2 separate regions of the Homo sapiens genome follow, and region 2 is linked to region 1. A link is a loop called in an ENCODE intact Hi-C map of the cell type or tissue named here. Cell type or tissue: Calu3. All regions are shown on one strand. Region 1 overlaps PRLR (prolactin receptor). Region 2 overlaps DNAJC21 (DnaJ heat shock protein family (Hsp40) member C21).

Evidence for each region. A loop is a pair of places that touch in the nucleus more often than their neighbours do. Peaks named below come from ENCODE experiments on the same cell type or tissue, not always from the same donor. Only the 100,000 strongest peaks of a DNase experiment are listed, where the experiment ranks them.
Region 2: a loop joins it to region 1, with 2.7 times the contacts of the local background. A loop is called at or near these places in 4 of 110 quality-filtered maps.

The regions. Positions count from the first base shown.
Region 1 is chr5:35,200,626-35,205,625 of GRCh38, reverse strand. All of the region lies in intron 1 of PRLR (prolactin receptor), which reads left to right. Among named protein-coding and RNA genes, the nearest start is that of PRLR, 27 kb to the left of the region's middle. RefSeq lists a silencer at 2,885-3,179. In Calu3, a CTCF peak has its summit at 3,092 (motif pointing right); a DNase peak (open chromatin) is centred at 3,095.
Region 2 is chr5:34,956,171-34,961,170 of GRCh38, reverse strand. DNAJC21 (DnaJ heat shock protein family (Hsp40) member C21) reads right to left here. Exons shown (of 12, transcript NM_001012339.3): 12 at 2,207-5,000. Among named protein-coding and RNA genes, the nearest start is that of DNAJC21, 29 kb to the right of the region's middle. In Calu3, no CTCF peak of the experiment used is centred here; a DNase peak (open chromatin) is centred at 2,890.

The DNA.
Region 1 (5,000 bases):
ATGTGTGTTCCAGGATTCAGTTCACCACTGCCCAGTCTTCTAACATCCAATTTCATTGTTTTCTGAGAGTTGAGAATTTTCATACAGATATAGAAGGGATGCTGTGCTTGTTTGAAATGGTTCTATTTGGCAGAGGATAGCCGAACAGTTTTTAGGCAAAGAATGAACTGTCTACTTACTTTCTTTGAAGAAGCCAACAATTTGGTTTTGTTGCCAACAGCAAATAATATATTGGCTAATAATTGTGGTTTACAGTGACATGGGTAATGTTAGTCATAACATGTCTTCCAAGTTTCTGGCTATGGACTAACTGTAGGTCTTGGAGTTTGGTATTATCTAGAATTTTCCTTCTCCCTCCTCCCCCACCTCTTATCTTTTAGCATAGTTGAAGATTGGAACTTCTTCCCAGAAATCTAGCATCTTCATAAGTCCTTTCCGGTTTTAAGATTTTTATCTTATATTTTATATATATATTACATATATTTCCTGTGAATCTTGGCTGAATTTCTCATTTAATAAAGTCCAAGTTAGTATGAATAAATAACATGTTTCCCGATTTTACACACATACAGAAATTCAAACACATAATGAACTCTCTGGCAGCCTTTAGCATTTGTAAGTGCTCTCTCACCAGGAAAATCCTTTAATAGATAACCAAGTGTCCTGGGGAAGAAGGGTGTCAGGAAACTTATTATATTTGTGTCACTTTCTTCAAAGGGTGATTAAGTATATGTCTCCAAAGATGTGATGTTATCATCTTTGAGTATCACTTGAATTCAAGTCAATATTTATTGAGACCCCATGTTGTATCAGGTGCCTTACTAGAAAGTCGACATATAGAGATGCATAAGACATGATCTTTTTCAGTGGGTAATTTAAGGTCTTTCTTCTACTGCTAGCATTGTCATGTGTAAGGCTGGTGGGTTGAGTCTTTGGAATTTGTGAAGATTCTTCCAGGTTGTTTAAAAAATCTTTTGATTCTCACAAATGTATTTTTTCTATTTCTTAGAATTATGTTCTTTATGGCTACCAGGAAATCCTTTGAAACTGGAATTAGATTGCATTATTCCACTGGGGTAATAGGATTGGTAAGGTAGGAGTGTCTTTGAAGAATAATGCTAAATAACCCAGACACTAAGGCTGAATCTTCAGCACAGCTCTTAAGGCATCCTGTAAGTACCCTCTGCTGCTTATTAGAAATCCCAAAGCCCTGCTCCCTTAGGAAAGCGGCCCATCCCCATCCTCATCATAAGATGCAAGGCATAGCTAAACATCTCAACTTCTCACTTGAGTATTATATACTCTCAGGCCAGGATACTTTCCAACTCAAGAGTAAGATAACATTACATTCTGATCTTCTTGTGTGTGTTTTTATGTTTTTTTTTTCATTTTATTTATTATTTTTTTTTTTGAGACAGAAATTTTACTCTTGTCACCCAGGCTGGAATACAACGGCGCAACATTCTGATCTTCTTTTGAGAGAAAAGTTTCACACAATTAGCCTTTGAAATACACATTCCTTTAAGTACCATGAAAACATTGTCCCATACAACAATATTTCTAAGAAACACACATGTCCCTCCCACAATGATTTTTTCTTGTTACCACCAATAAAAATTAGAGCTGTGTTGTTTTTGTTGTTGGGTTTGTTTTTGTTTTTGTTTTTTGGTGACTACTGTGACCCTCAAAAAATCAATCCGACTTTCTCGATCTTGATTTGCAACACCAAGGTTACCAAACAAAGAGAATGGTTCAATGAGGGAAAGCTCAACTACCTAAATATTTAGTATAGCAATGCTGAGCTTTTGGTAATGGCTCAAAATTCTCATGCTTTCCCACTAAATGAAAAGGGGAGCTTTGCTACTAGTAAACCATATTCAAGAAATAATTCTTATTAATACTTTGCTTCTTTCCTATGAATTATTGCTTTGTAATGGATGTTTGACAAGTTACTAGCAAAGCAGTCTTCGATGAGCACAGAGACCCATCAGATCTGTATTAACACCTCCAACCACTGGAGTTTCATTAAGTAGGTTTCTCTACCCCTCTCCTTCAGGCCACAGATAGGAAGAATGACATTGGGTCCAAAGTTCTGGCACAAAGAATGATGTCTGCCTTCCTGTGATGATTTCAAATTCAGGGTAATAATTCCAACTATCTTTCCCTGGCCATGATAGAAAGCTCAAGAAATCTTGGTTCCTTGTCTCTTTTCTTCCATCCAGTTGGTCTTTCTAATTACACACTCAACACAATGTTCTGCTGAGCAAGACATCTGCTGTAGCCACTATCACCCTTGGCATAACCAGATATTTAAAGGTACCTAAAGGAGTTTAGCCATATTTTGCCAAGATCCTAAGTTCTATGGCATAAGAATCCATCCACTTCTCTACTGCCTATAGAAAAGGACAGCTCAGTCTTTCTGAAAGAATTGTTCTCAAACAAGAAAGCATTTGAGGTAACATGTCAACAAGGTGGACTGGTAATTGGTGTTCCTTTCAGAGCCAGTTGGAGGAAATGGCCAGCTCAGACATTCTCTTCTCCCCAGTGTCCTATGGGAACAAGATTTACCCAGACACAGCTGACTATGAGAAGTCTTCAGGGATTTACAACCTGTCTAAGAACAAGGCCAATGGGGGGCTCACTTTGCAACACGTCCCTATTTGATTGTCAGAGGACAGATACTCTATTAACAAAGGAATTTGCACTGGTATTTTCAGGGACACATCAAGTAATTGCCACTTGAACGTTTTTCCAGGCTTTCAAAGGAATGTAAGAATGGCCTAAGGCTAAATTACATTCATGTCTTTAGTGAGTCATTATATTACTGGCAATAAAGTATATTATTACTTTACTTTCAGATGCCCTCACATATTTTTTTAAAGTAGAAAGGAGACATATTATGGTCACCATTCTTAAGAGACTTAACTAAAAGACACTAATTTAATCTTTTAGTTACTTAAAAATAGCTGTTGCTCACCCACTATGTGCCAGTCTGTATACCAGGCACCAATATGAAAAGGTGAGTATTCTCTGGTCTCCCTAAGCACAGTCTAGTGGAGGAGACAGACAAAATGCAGCCATGGCCAGAAGGGGGAGCAGTTAATGAACAAGTAGGCAGAGAGTAGGGAGGGGATTCTGAGAGACAGTACGGACGGACTGAGGGTAAGTTGTACATCCCTGATATTTTGGGCAATTGCAAATAGTTTGATGACCAAATCACAAGGAGAAGAAGTGACAGCAAGCATGGCTGAAAATGTAGGTTGGTGTCAAATTGTAAAAAGCCTTGAATACTGTGCTGAACGGTTTGATCCGTGAATCAGGTAGAGGACTTGACTCAGGTCTCTTGACTCAAAGGTCATGTTTTTTCTCTGCTAGATTGCACTTATCCTTCCAAATGCTAGTGGACACCACACTGAATTTGATCAAAGATCTCTCAATGGAAATATGTAAATTTCCTGTAAGAAGCAATTGGTAGGTTCTCTTATTATCATCTCCATCTCACAGATAAGGAAACTGAAGTATAAAGAACTTGAGTAACTTGTCCAAGGTCACACAGCTAGTTAGGTGATCCCAGACAATTTGGCTCCAGAGTCACTAGTCCTAACTACAACAATTTAGCCTCTCTTTATCTAGAGGTCTTTATGCATTTGTCTGCATTCTACTTACGTTGGTATTGGTGAGTAAAGATTCCCTTCCAGAATAGGTTTGATAAATTGCCAAGTCTGAAACTGAAAAATTAATATCCATGATAACAGAGGTTTTGGGGTCAAGGAGTGAAAGGAATTCATCCCATCCTGTCTCTAAATACTTTTTTCTTTACCAATTTATGGGAATTTGAGACCAGATATCTGGAACCAAGCAGCCTCACCCTATTAAGGGAAAGAAAAAGAACAGAAGAAAAGAGGAGAGGAGAAGAGAAGAGAAGAGAACTAAAAGTATCTGCAAAAATATTAAAGGATTTGACCGAGATCTCTGAGATGCTCCAAAGATTGCAATTGTGCTTACTATCCAAGTTAATGGCTGTAAATCTAAGAGAATTATGATGTGCCTGGTAAATATTGGTTGTTTTGTTTTAAGTCTTCATGGAGAAAATGGAAAAGACATTGGCATGTAGGATGAAGTCACAGCAGGACAGACAGGTCCTGCAAGTGTTTCTTTAGATGCATTGATATTCATAACATCCAAACAGGCCTTAAGGCTGTCTTCTTACTTTACACTTACCAAAGGGGTAAAATATCATTTTCCTTGGACACACAAATAATAAACGTACTCTCACAACATCACTTGAATGTTGTGGTTTTGCAAATATACTATGTTTTAAAAGCTATAGCCCTCAAATCCCTTACTAGACATCAATATTTGTTGGAATTTCAACATCAAAGATTTATTGTGAAGGGGGAGGGGGAGGAGTTACTCCAAAGGCTAGAACCAGTGCATATACCATAATAACAACTCTGCATGCATTATTGCTTCTAATCTTCATAATTTTGAGTACTATCTTTATTGTCACCATTTAATGAAGATGTTAAGGTTCTGGGGGCTTAAGTGACTTGCCCAAAGTTACACAGCTTGGTAGAAACAGAATTTACCACAGAACTTGTGTGTTAAGCCAAATAATTTTCTAGTTCCATACAACTAAAAATTGGAAGGAAAAAGTAGAGCCTTATGAATAGAGTCCTGAGCAAGAAGGATGAACAATCTGCAGATGAAGTACTCTGTAAAGGAAAGATCTGGGTTTGAATTCTAACCCTGCCTCCGTTCATCTGTGTGATCTTCGCAAAGTCTGTTAACTCTTTAAACTGTTGGATATTTATAAAATGGGACTGGTGCTATTTGGCCTGATATCTTACAGGGGAAGATTCAGTCAGGCCAGGCGTATGTAGGGTCTCTCTGACCTGGAAAGCCCTATATAAAGACATGGTACCATTCTTAGTGTTAGGACTGAAACTACATCCCTAGTGTCCTGACACCTCATACCAATACCCAGAAACCCTAGGCTC
Region 2 (5,000 bases), 240 kb after region 1:
CAGCCTGGCCAACATGGTGGAACCATCTCTACTTAAAAATTTCCCAAGTAGCACGGTGGCATGCCTGTACTCTCAGCTACTTGGGAGATTGAGGCAGGAGTATCACTTGAAAATGGGAGGTGGAGGTTGCAGTGAGTGGAGATTACGCCACTGCATTCTAACCTGGGCAAGAGTGAGACTGTCTCAAAAAAAAAAAATACAGTACAGGATCAATTTAATCACTGATACCTCTCCAGATTACTCCATTGTTGGGATTCTTTCAGAAAACAAAGTGAACAGTTAAATGAAGCAAGAATACTGTGAAACTTTTGAAGTAAACAAAAGCTAAGTTATTGAATGCCTACTACGTGCCAAGCACTGTGCACACATTTAAGACTCTAATCTTCACAATTCTGCCAGATTGGTCTCACCTCTATTTTACAGATTTAAAAAAACATTGCTCAATGTGTTTAAATGACTTGCTTAAAATCGTATGCTAACACAAGACTGGAATTCAATGCAAGATCTGAGAGTTAAATGCCCACATGCCCTCGCCCCTGTTTAAACTAGACCTCTCACTTAGCTAACTGTACACATGTGGAAACATGAATCAGTCAGGATTTTGTTATCTGTGACAGGTCAAAACAGCAGTGGCTTCAGAAACGTAGAAATTTTCTTCTCTCCAGTGCAGACGTAGACAATCTGGGGCTCCTAGTGTCCCTCTGAGGTGTCAAGAGTAGAAGCTCCTATGTTTTTTGTTGCTGTGCCCTCTGTGGTTTCACGATCCCAGATAGGGGCCAGAGCTCCAAACATTACCTCTGCATTTTGGCTGGCGAAGGAATAAAGACATGCTCCTATCTTTAAGGACATGTCCCAAACGTTGCTCAGATCACTAGCCAGATCTGATTGAATCCAAGTGAGGCTGGGAAAGTAATCCTTATATTCTGGGTGGCCTTGCACTTATCTGAAAATCAGAGTTCTAAAAGGGAGGATGAATATTGAGAGACCATAGCCTCTGCCAGTGTGCTTAATGAGTATGCCAAGAATAAAAAGTAGAACTTAAATCCCTTCATCTTCCCCTTCATTCAAGTGTATATTCTGCTAGCAAAGTGAGACATTCATCTGTACTTTTCTTGATACTTGAAGTATTTTGTTAGAACCAGAGTAACAAATCCCCATGGACCCACCATCCAGAATTTAACAAATGCTTACATCTTCCTTCAGATCTTTAAAAAAAAAAAAAAAAATTGAAACAGAAGAGACCCCTTTTGCAACCACAAGCAGTTCTACTCTCCTCTGAGTTCAAGGCAACTGCTTTCTCATTATGTTTCTATACTTTCTCTCTATAAATAACAATCAACATAGTTTTTTTAAAAAACTGTATAAATGGCATGCATTTCATCTTCTGCGACAGCTTATTTTCATTCACTATTTCTTCAAGGGCCATCCACATTACAGATCAAGTTCATTCATTTTAATTGCTCAATTGTTTACCATCTATAAATAGGCCACAATTTACTTATCTATTTTCTTGCTCATGAGCATTTAGGTAACTTTTCCTGGAAACAAACAGTTCAGCTGTGAGGCTTCTTGTACATCTCCTTGTACACATGTGCATGGTTTCTCTAGAAGATTGCTTCTCAAGGTTTCATGAGCATGAGTCACCTAAGAAATCTTAACCACAGAGTCTGGTGCAGCAAGTCCAGGTCAGGACCTGAGAGTTGCAAGCTTCCCAGGTGAAGCCCATGCTGCTGCTCTGTGGCCCACACTTTGGGAAGTGAGACTCTTAAGTGTATACCTAGAATTGTTGGGTCACAGAGTATGCAAACCTCACTTTCTTAGACATCATCAAATTGAACCCGTTTTTACTCCAAAAGTAGTGAATGTGTTCCTATTGCTCCATTCTCACCAACACTAGATCTTGTGACTTTTTACCTTTTGCTAATCTGAAAGCATGAAAAAACTAGGTCACATTTCACTGATTATCAGGACAGTAATAATCTTTCCACATTTTTTTTGACTATTCAGGCTTTTTCTGTTCATATAATTCATCCATTTTTCTAATGCAGCAATTTTAAGTGTGGTCCAAGGACCCTAGCGGTCCCGAGACCCATTCAGTGGGTCTGCAAGGTCCCTTTTTTTTAACGATTACCTATCCATGTGAGGCTGATTTTCTCCTTCACATACTTCATCCAAAACACACAGCAATAGACTGCAGAAGCAGGTATGAGAGGCCAGCTATCTTTTATTAAGCTAAATGTTAAAGAGATTTGTAAAAATGTAAAACAATACCACTCTTCTCATTTTTTGTTTTGAAAAATAGTCATTCTTCTTATTTTTTTAACATAATTTTTAAATTCTAACAGAAAATATCAATAGATTTAACCCACATACATGAAAACTCTTTGGGGTTCTCACTTTTGAAGAGTGTAAAGGGATCTTGAGACCAAAAGTTTTGAGAATTGCTGTTCTAATGCATGGCTGTCATTTACTCAATGACTTTTGTATGAGGTTCTTTTGCTTCTTTAATGTATTCCAGATACGAATCCTTTGACAGTTCCATGCATTGCAAACATTTCCTTGTCTGTAGCTTGTTCTTTTACAGTCTCTATTGTTCTACAGAAGCCATGTTTTTATGCATCATTTTTTCCTGTGTATGCTTTTGTGTCTTGCTTTAAAGAAATCCTTCCCATTTGCAAAATCATGAAAATAACCTTATAGATTCTCATTTAAAAGTTTTGTCTTCATATTTAGGTCTTTAATCCCTTTGTTTTTGGGGAAGGGTATAAGGTAGTACATATTGTTTTCCCCATAGAGCTTGCCGTATCTGTCAAAAATCAAGTTCCCATATAAACATGGACCTGTTTCTGGGCTCTTTATTCTCGTCAGGGATCCCTTGACTGACCTCTACTGGCACCAGCCACACACTACTTTAACTGGTATACCTTTAAAATATTCTTTGACATTGTTAGGACAAGTTCATGCCTCTTCCTCTCGTCCTTCTTCAAAATTATCTTGCTTTTTCTTAATCTTTTTCTTCCCATGTAACACATTTTGAGGTGTAACAGAAGGCCTACTGAGTTGGGAGTCCAGGCATCTGCCCTGTTCTACTGGCAGCCGCCCCTAACCAGCTGTGGCTGTGGAGCTCATATCTCCCTGAGCTCAGCTTCCTCTTCCATAGAACAAGAAATCTGAAAATCACCTCTAATTTTTCCTCTCCAATCCCAAGAGCCTATATTTTTAGTATAAAGACATTAAATTTAACAGATAAGGAAGGGAATTGAATAGAGATACTTCAGCATTGCAGATTATAGGGAACAGAACTTCTGCCACATAAATGGTAATGTTTAGGAATTCATAAAAAAGTTTAAAAGTTCTCTTCATTATTTTATGTTGAAGGTTAGGCTAGAATCATCACCAGAGAATTCACGGGATTTTGGGGGTCCTCTAAAATGAAACTATGTCTTGCTATAGGAATTTTACTTCCTGCGTGAGTTAAACCACAATTTTAGAGACAATCTTCTACAAATACAAGAGTAATTTCCAATCTGAAAATTTTGTAGGGGAGGATTTAGAAAAAATGAAAACTTCTGATGAAATCCTTTATAAGTCTTCTCATGGTACCAAAATTCCAATATTACTTCACCAGCAATCACTAGGTCATGAACTCTGATGTGACTTGACCTCCACTAACTCATTCACAGCTCTGCTTTTCCTTCTTTGTGACCAAAGGCAGGAATTAGAAAAATGCTTGGCTAGAGCTAAGGATACTGCTCTTATTTTGAAGCAGGGAAAGTCTAAATAGCCATTGTAGGGAACCCCCAGCTTTGGCACCACTGAATGAATTACAGAAAGAAAATGAGATTTCCCCTAACTTTCTTCTCCTGGACCCTCATTCTATGAATCTCCACATCTGAGCTAACTTCAATCAAGATGGGTACTTAGCACTGACCTCTAATAAGATCAGTGTAAGATGCATGCCCATGTATTTTAGTTTATTGTTTTACCTCAGACAAGTGAAATTAAATGTCTGCAATTCACCAAAAATATTTTACCCTTAGCAAAATATATGGTACGTTCCTGTTTTCCTCTTCAAAAGTAGACTTAGGAAGCAAATTCCTATAAAACTTAATTGCCCATTTAATCCAACATGTATAGTCTGCAAATATATAAACTAAAAAAGATTTACCTTATTTAAATTCAACAATATTTTGTATAAAGCTTTTGTGTTTAAAAAGCATTTTCATATATACTACTTCATTTTACTTTCATAATGATCCTGTATGATAAATGGAGACAATATTATTATGGTAATAACTGTGTTAGAGATAAGAAAAAGTTCTGAGAAATTAGATGATTTCTCAACATCATAAAGGATGAGACGCAAGACTAAGGTCAGCTTCCAGTCACAACCCATGAAGATCCCTTGAAAATTATGGTTGATTTTCGTCAATCCGAATAAAAGCGACACATAACTCCACTCAACCCTCATTAAACAAATTAAATACCTGCATGTTTGGTATAAGAGAAAGCAAAGAAGTCATAGGGACATTTGCAGTACATTAACTGCCTTTCAAGATGACTTCCTATTTTTTAGTGTATAATAACATGTGACTAGTATGTCCTCTGGTTCATTAATATTCCTATTCATAATTATGGCCAATTCATCTAGTTCAGATAAGAAGGCGGCAGAGCACATTCAGATGAAGTCTCAGGGTACGAGATCAGAAGATACAAAACTGCCTAGTATTCCCCCTGAAGAGATCAAGAAGGGGAGCAGGGACAATTATAAGGAATTAGTGATAGAAATTAGCAAGAAATAGAAAGGTATGAAGGTAAAGAAAAAAACATATCTCTAAATGGAAAAGAAAAGAATTTAAATTAAGGTTCAAATGCTTATTTTTAAGACAATAACACAGAAGAAATCTGATCATCAATACTATCCATGAAGCTATCAGAAAAGACCTTGCCATTAAGGACTTTAGTGTTTGAGAGCTGATCTGTAACCGAAAATTTGTTCA